Linked DNA regions of Mus musculus: regions 2 and 3 are each linked to region 1. A link is a loop called in an ENCODE intact Hi-C map of the cell type or tissue named here. Cell type or tissue: gastrocnemius. All regions are shown on one strand. Region 1 overlaps Btrc (beta-transducin repeat containing protein). Region 2 holds the start of Btrc (beta-transducin repeat containing protein). Region 3 has its middle 20 kb from the start of Gm29595.

Region 1 (2,500 bases):
CTTCCATCACCAAAATCATGATTCAGTTTTATAATCTCGCTGCAAATAGCACACAGGCACATTTCCAGGACTACTGAAATAGAACCAGAGCAGGGAATACAAAAGAGATTTTGGTCAAACAGTGATTTTCAAGCTGTTGGATTCCTGTATCCATCTTATCCTCATTTTACTAATTTCCCTCAAAGGACTGTACTATGCTACAGTTGATATGCTTAAAAAATTAACAACCTGCTACTTAAAAAAATCGAGGGGAAATACATTAATATTAAACTAGAAATGTCCCTTATGGTTTACTATCAGTAAAGAAAGTCATACAAAGTAGTGACTTGTGCAAAAGATAGAAATTACATTGCTGTTAAACTACAGCAGCTTCATTTAAATTAAGCTAATGAGGGGCTTTCATTCAAATATAAAGCTTTTGGCTCTTATGGATGAACCTTTACATTTTCTAGCTTGAAGTGGCGAGTAGGTTTATGTGTAGCGTGAAAATCTAAGGGGACTGCTAACGCCTCGTGCTTTCACTTAGTCCTGACTATATGGACCAACACATAAAAACCAAGCTGACTTTAAAGTTCACGTATGAAAAGGAACAGCTGCCTTCGTCATGCAAATTTTACAGGTCACAGAACTCCAGCTTAACTCATACGAAGACACAGGCAGTAGCTCTTCACTGTACACCTAAAGACCTTAAGGCCAGGTGACAGATCACCCAGCAAAAGAAGATAAACTGCAAAACCCTTCTCCTGCTTTCTAAATAACTATCTCAAAACATAACATCCCTGGTCTCCAGAGAACTGTGTGTAAGGATGCAGAAAAGCTCAGAAGAAAAACAAACTCACATGCACCAGCTCCTAATGGAAATGTGCTACAGTGCATAGGGTCCTCTGAAGCCAGTCAGGAGTGCACGCTCTTGGGTTGCTCACATGCTTGCTTGTTAATTTTAAATAAAGCATTCTTTTTTTTTTTTTAAAGATTTATTTATTATTTTATGTAAGTACACTGTAGCTGTCTTCAGACCCACCAGAAGAGGGCGTCAGATCATGGTGGTTGTGAGCCACCATGTGGTTTCTGGGATTTGAACTCAGGCCCTTCAGAAGAGCAGTCAGTGCTCTTAACTGCTGAGCCATTTCTCCAGCTCAAAGCTTTCTTAAAACACCCTGGCATAAATAAATGACAAAGAAAGAGTTTCCTGAATAATGCCTGCCTACCACCGCCTGCCTAACACGGAGACTCTTTATCTCCACAGGATGGAGGCAAAAACATTAACAAAGGACCACAGTGGAAGAGGAGTGCATAGCCTTGGCAGCCACAGACCCACCCAACAATTCCTGACCAGCACAGAAAGAACACACATACAACCATGGCCTCTGTATGCACAAAGAACGGAAATAACTGGGAATCTTCGAACATAAAGAAACAACATGCCTCTCTCAGAGGACACAGATTAGTCTAAGTGCCCACAGAGAGGATCTGTCACTTAGGTAGGGCACCTCCAAAGGCCGCCGCCACCCTCTTCCCACCAGGTCCATTCCTATGGTTTGCATCCCTGGCATCTGCACTATCATCTGCACTATCATCCCCTTCACAAGGTTCTGACCAAGTAAAAACACTTGAGGGAAAGCAAATCCATTACTATTGAATATATCTAAACAAAGGAATAAATACTTTGAGAAGATTTTTACTTTTCACATCCATCATGAAGAATAAAAATGTTTCAAGGAAATCTGATTTGTCTCACAAGATGATGATTTTGGCATATTCTAAACACCAGATAAAGTCATACATTATCCCATAAGTGCACATTAGCTACACTTGGACATGTCAAAACACTCAGCAACTGAGGATTGTGTTTTTAACAAACCTGAAATAAAATAGTTCAACAACCAAGCAAGTAGCTGGAAAGGCAATCAGCGGAAGATGTCACTTCTCCAATACAGGTTATTTTCAAGATAAGGCAAAAATGTAGCCGAACTTGGGTCATTTTTACTTTTAACACTTGAAGTACACATAAAAGATGAAAGTAACATTAGATTTCAATGTACCCAATACTTTAAAACAATTTCACTATATTTTTTTATAATTTTGTGTTTCACCTACACACACACACACACACACACACACACACACACACACACAGGGTGCGGGGTGGGTGGGAGTGTCAGCATTCTTAACTGTCACAGACCTGGAGTGACTCTGGTTGCCAGGAAGCTTCAGCCATTCCCCTGCCTCCGCCCCTCCACACTGCTTGGATTACATGAGGCTACTTAGTGGATGCTGATTTGAAGCCACATCTCCTCATGCTTACATAGCAAGCAATCTTGCCCTCCGAGCCATCTCCTCTGCCCCTCGCTATAAAAACATCTTCAAAAATATATTTCTAACATTTCGCACATATGCTTTAAAATTGGACTTTAGTCTTAAGTCCAAAGATTCATCAATATGTTGGCTTTCAACCTTTCTCTAGCCTGATGTTCATTGTACTCAGCACTTCAACTTTGCT
Region 2 (2,500 bases), 67 kb after region 1:
ACTTCTGAAAAAAAACAAAAACAAACAAACAAATAAACAAAAAACCACAAGACTTGATTGAAAATAATGCATTATCCCTAAGACCACCTGTTAAGCTTAAAAAAAAAATCTATGCATCCATCCTTCTTTAGATGTAACTAGAGGCTGGTTTACACCTAGGCTATACAAGAAAGCATCAGATTAAAAGCATCAAATATCAGACTGGTCAAGGTTGCCAAAGACAAGCACAGCAAAGGAGAACCACCATACAAAGTTACAGAAACAGGGCCTAAGGGGTTGACACAGACCCTAAAAATGCAATACTCACTCTGTACTACAACCTAAAACTCACGGGCAACCACCAATCCCGACTTATCTCACTTTCTCTACTCCCTACATCCTTCCTCTGAAATTTCCTCACATCTCATTTCTCCAAGGACTTTCTTCTCACAGAAAGCAATACAGCACCTGGCTTCCCCCACTTTTTACTACCTCACCACTGAAGGCCCAAGTTTTGTTTTGATTTCTCTTATTGGTTATTAACCTTGTCCCCACTCACCTGTAACTACATTTCTTTCATCGCTTTGTCCTTACCACAAATAATTTTGACCCTCTCCTTCAAAACAGAGCACGTATCTCCTTTCTGATATTTGTAATTCTAGCTCACAATCAACACTGTCTTTCTCTCCCAGGAACTGTCACCATAGCCCTAGGTCTGAGTCCTTATCTTCTTAAATGAGGCCTCTTCCAGAGTTTGCCAACATTAGTAGAGCTAACTGGGATTCCACCCTTAGCCCTTAGGCAAAGGCTATCTTCTCAGCCCATCCTACAAAAATACTTGCCTCCCAGCCATGGTTTTCCCACTTTCGCCGTTACAGCCATCAGTTTCCAGCCCTGCCCAGTTTCCCCCTGCCCCCAGTGTCTGTCTTGCCATTATCCTATCTCCACTATTCCCCACTCCTGAGTGCACCTCCTCTCCCAGGCCTTACCCGTAACCCTGACACCGGGAAGGCCCCTGCCAGCGTCCACAGGCGTCTCTCCACCCGGGTTCCTCCGCTCTTCAGTAACTGTCCCCACGCCCCTTTCCCTCTGGGGCCCCGCGCGCCGCCAGGAGCCCCCACCTCGAATGAGCTCCCGCTGTCACTTGGCCTCTCTTCCACAAGATGGCGGAGCTGCTGCCCCCACCCCAGGGTCCCCTCTGTACCCTCCTGCACCCTCCCCCAAGCTCAGGTCCAGTCCCTCCCTCCGCCTCGCCACTGGCCTTGGCCCCCAGTCCCACTGCCCCCTCCTGCGGTGAGCGGGTGACCCTGGCCTAAGCTCAGCGACACGCCAACGCAGCCGCCTCCACTAGTCCCCTGCCCGCACCCATCTCCTCACCATAAACTTAAGCGCTTTCTCCTGCAGCACCGCCTCTGCCGGGTCCATAATCGCCCGGACTACTGGGTCTGCTCTCCGCCGGGGCCGCCCCTTTCGTGCCAGGCCGCAGCCAACGCAGCGTCCGGATCCCGCCTCCTCTTCCTTCCCCCGCCCTCTCTTTTTACCTCCTGGCACTGGCAGGGGGCCCGAGGAGGACCGCGGCTCTGCGCGTGCGCACTCCGCTGCCTCACGGGACTTGTAGTTCTGGAGGCTCCAGCGGCAAAAGGCAAGGCTACGCGGCGAACAGCAACTCCCACGGGTCACTGCGTAGAGTCGCGGCTGTGTGCAAGCCAAATGTAGAGCACTCGAGAGCCCGGAGGGGAAGTCGGCTGATGGGAATTGTAGTTTCCAGTCTCTAAGAAGGCAAAGCCGGAGTGTCACCGTGGTTACCAAACGACGCCAGTGGCTCCTTGCCTGGCATTTGATAGCAAGATGGCGACTAGCGCTTCCTCTGTATTCCAAATACTAGGAAAATAGAGAACTCAGGGTCCTTGGTTCTCCCTAATTGTGATTTTAGAAAACCAGACCCTCCTAAAGTTCATACATCTGGCATCTGCAGAAAGATTGAGACCTAGAGACTTGAGCCAAGTGTGCATGTAACAGCAGCCTCAACATCAATGCAAGATTCCGATAACATCCTAAGCTATTATTGCCTCTTTTTTTTCAGAAGAGCCTTTTCTCTCCCCAAGCAAGCCAGGGACAGATAGAACTCACTCCAGGAAACCTTGAGTTTAGCGCTCAGAAAGTATGAACTACCATTGCTAACCCTGAGATCAAAGTCCTGTGTTACATAAATGAAATTCAATGACTATCAAGCAAGTGAAATCTATAAGTAGTGTCTTTGGCCATAAAAAGCCAGAAATGGGAGCCGGGCATGGTGGCGCACGCCTCTAATCCCAGCACTCGGGAGGCAGAGACAGGAGGATTTCTGAGTTCAAGGCCAGCCTGGTCTACAGAGTAAGTTCCAGGACAGCCAGGGCTATACAGAGAAACCCTGTCTCAAAAAACCAAAAAAAAAAAAAAAAAGCCAGAAATGGGCCAGGTGTGGTGGCACATGCTTTTAGTCCCAACACTTAGGAGGCAAAGGCAGAGGCAGGTTGATGTA
Region 3 (2,500 bases), 150 kb after region 1:
AAGGCTTGGCACATGGTGGCTTCCCGCTGACTTTGCTAAGTGAATGAACACATGACCAAATGCACACACATTACTACACGCACACCCTCAAATATACAGAACCCATCTTAGGACGCCTCCTCCACCTACCCACATGTTGCCTCTCTGAATTTGCTATTATTTCCACATACCAGTATAGAGTCAGTCACCTCTACTAGGGAGTATTCATGACACACACAGCTCGTGGACCACTGTGAACAGCTGCATCTGTTGGGCATGGCTGAGAGTACAGATGTGTAACATGCTGAGCATGTGGATGTATGAGTGGGTGGGTGTGAGCACCTACATAGGTTCATGTGTGTTGGTGTGTATGAACAAGCACATCTGGGCGACTGAATAAAGATGAAATGCACAAAGTGAGTTCCAGGACAGCCAGAGCCATACAGAGAAATCCTGTCTCGAAAAACCAAAAACCAAACCAAACCAAAACAAAAAAAATAAAAAAAGGATGAAATGCATGTCCACATACATTTTCAGGTAAACCTAGGTCTCTATAAACACTCCTTACACTATTAAAATATGGATAAGTAGCCGGGCGTGGTGGCACACGCCTTTAATCCCAGCACTCGGGAGGCAGAGGCAGGCAGATTTCTGAGTTTGAGGTCAGCCTGGTCTACAAAGTGAGTTCCAGGACAGCCAGGGCTACACAGAAAAACCCTGTCTCAAAAAGTCAAAAGTCAAAAAAAAAAAAAAAAAAAAAAAAAAAAAAGAAAAAAGAAAAAGGATAAGTTGTGATTGGAGAGATGGCTAAGCAGTTAAGAGACCTGGGGGCTTTTGCATAGGACCTAGGTTCAATACCCAGGACCTACATAGCAGCTCACAGACACCTGTAAACCCAGTTGCAGGGGATCTAATGTCCTCTTCTGGCCTCTGTGGAGACCAGATACATATGATTCCCATGCATACCTCCAAGCAAATACTCAGACACATAAATATACACAAAATAAAAACTATAGAAAAACTTCATGGGGGCTCTGTTCCAATTCCTCGTCTCTATACCAGATCCTTTTAAAGACGTTTTCCCCGTCTCCTTATTTTTCTGCAGTCCAGGGAGGTTTGGAAAGAAAAGGATGGGGTGAGAGGAGGGGAAGATGTCTCCTTCCAGTCATTTCTGTTCCCATCATCCTGGCCATTGCTCCACTTCCCTTTCCTCACCACATCCAGGAGGAAGCAAAACTATACCCATTGTGTCTTTCCCCTGGGGAATGGGGACCCAGGACCCATAGGCCTTCCTGGCTTGCGGATCACCCAAACTTGCCACCTCTCTGTCCCTGATTCATAAACTGGTCACTGGGGCTCAGTGCTCTTCCTGGTCCCCTTCCCTCTTCTTTCTATTCAGGTGCCTTAAGTGGTGCTGTGAAGCCTGCCTCCAGCCGCTGTCCCCAGTTCCCTTTCCTCTAGGCCTGGCAGGGCGTCCCCAGGGCCCTGTTCTTGGACATCATTTCTCTGGGAGAGGATCTCAGAGATGATCTGCATCCTTGAGACTTAGCCATCTTCCCCAGGGTGGAGCCCTCTCCTGGGCAAACTCGGTCACTGCCACAGCTTCTCGATTCTGAGAGGTGGGGCGTTCTCCTCCAGGAGCCGGCTTTTCTTCCCTGATGCCTGAGAATCTTGCTAATAGGTCCTCTCAGGGTCTCTTCCCCTAGACCACGGCTGTGCATGGACGTAGTTTTTGCTCGCCCTTCTCAACTTACCCTCTGTCGGACTCTCCCCTGGCAGTTCAGCTGCTGCGTGTTTCCTGCACCGTTCCTTTAGACAGGCTTCGGAGAAGCCACTCAAGAGCCTCCACAGCTCCTGGGAGCTTGTTTTTACAATATCACCTGCTCCCACCATAGCTAGGTTTACTACACCCGTCTGTTCCAGGAGATAGGTCCAAATCTTTAAAGGCTATTGGCCTTTACTGATCCCCAGTGTCTGTTCCTAACACAACCCCCTGTACTCCCTTAGAGACCCAGACTTTCCACCTGGGGCTCTGCATGCCTCTTCGGCAGCCACAGGGTCCTTGCTTTAAAGTGTGTTTCCTTCTCCTCACCTGTCTAATCCCTTCTCCTTCTAAAATCTACTCTGATGCCAGTTCTCAACCCAGAACAACCTCACTGAGCTACTAAACCAGGCCCCCCCCATCCCCCCCCCCCTCACACACACACACACACACACACACACACACACACACACACACACACACACACACCCTCCCGCTCCTGAATGGGCTCACAATGCCAGGGACGCCTCCCCGAGGATTTCGCTACACTTGTACTTTGATGTTGATGAGATTCTTGCGTTTAGTCTCTGGCTCGCTAGAGAATTGTGAGCTGAGGAGTCTATTTTTATGCATCATTGAATTCACAGGGCAGTGTCTGCTGTCTCCCAGCCTTTGATAAATATTTGAGGGCTGAACGACCAGCAGGATTAGACTGGACAAGGGAAGAATTTCCCCCCCTAAACCAGGTGCTAGACGCGC

What was found. A loop is a pair of places that touch in the nucleus more often than their neighbours do. Peaks named below come from ENCODE experiments on the same cell type or tissue, not always from the same donor. Only the 100,000 strongest peaks of a DNase experiment are listed, where the experiment ranks them.
Region 2: a loop joins it to region 1, with 4 times the contacts of the local background. A loop is called at or near these places in 7 of 42 quality-filtered maps.
Region 3: it touches region 1 in a loop (2.8-fold over the local background); 15 of 42 quality-filtered maps call a loop at or near these places.

Annotation. Positions count from the first base shown.
Region 1 is chr19:45,429,953-45,432,452 of GRCm38, reverse strand. The region is part of intron 2 of Btrc (beta-transducin repeat containing protein); the gene reads right to left. Among named protein-coding and RNA genes, the nearest start is that of Btrc, 67 kb to the right of the region's middle. In gastrocnemius, a CTCF peak has its summit at 1,026 (motif pointing right); no DNase peak of the experiment used is centred here; H3K27ac peaks cover 883 bases.
Region 2 is chr19:45,362,743-45,365,242 of GRCm38, reverse strand. It overlaps Btrc (beta-transducin repeat containing protein), which reads right to left and starts at 1,509. Exons shown (of 15, transcript NM_001037758.2): 1 at 1,357-1,509. The coding sequence starts at 1,404. In gastrocnemius, CTCF peaks have their summits at 1,072 and 1,271; a DNase peak (open chromatin) is centred at 1,574; H3K4me3 peaks cover 2,152 bases; H3K27ac peaks cover 1,657 bases.
Region 3 is chr19:45,282,567-45,285,066 of GRCm38, reverse strand. No RefSeq gene overlaps it. Among named protein-coding and RNA genes, the nearest start is that of Gm29595, 20 kb to the left of the region's middle. In gastrocnemius, a CTCF peak has its summit at 1,561 (motif pointing left); a DNase peak (open chromatin) is centred at 1,545; H3K4me3 peaks cover 322 bases.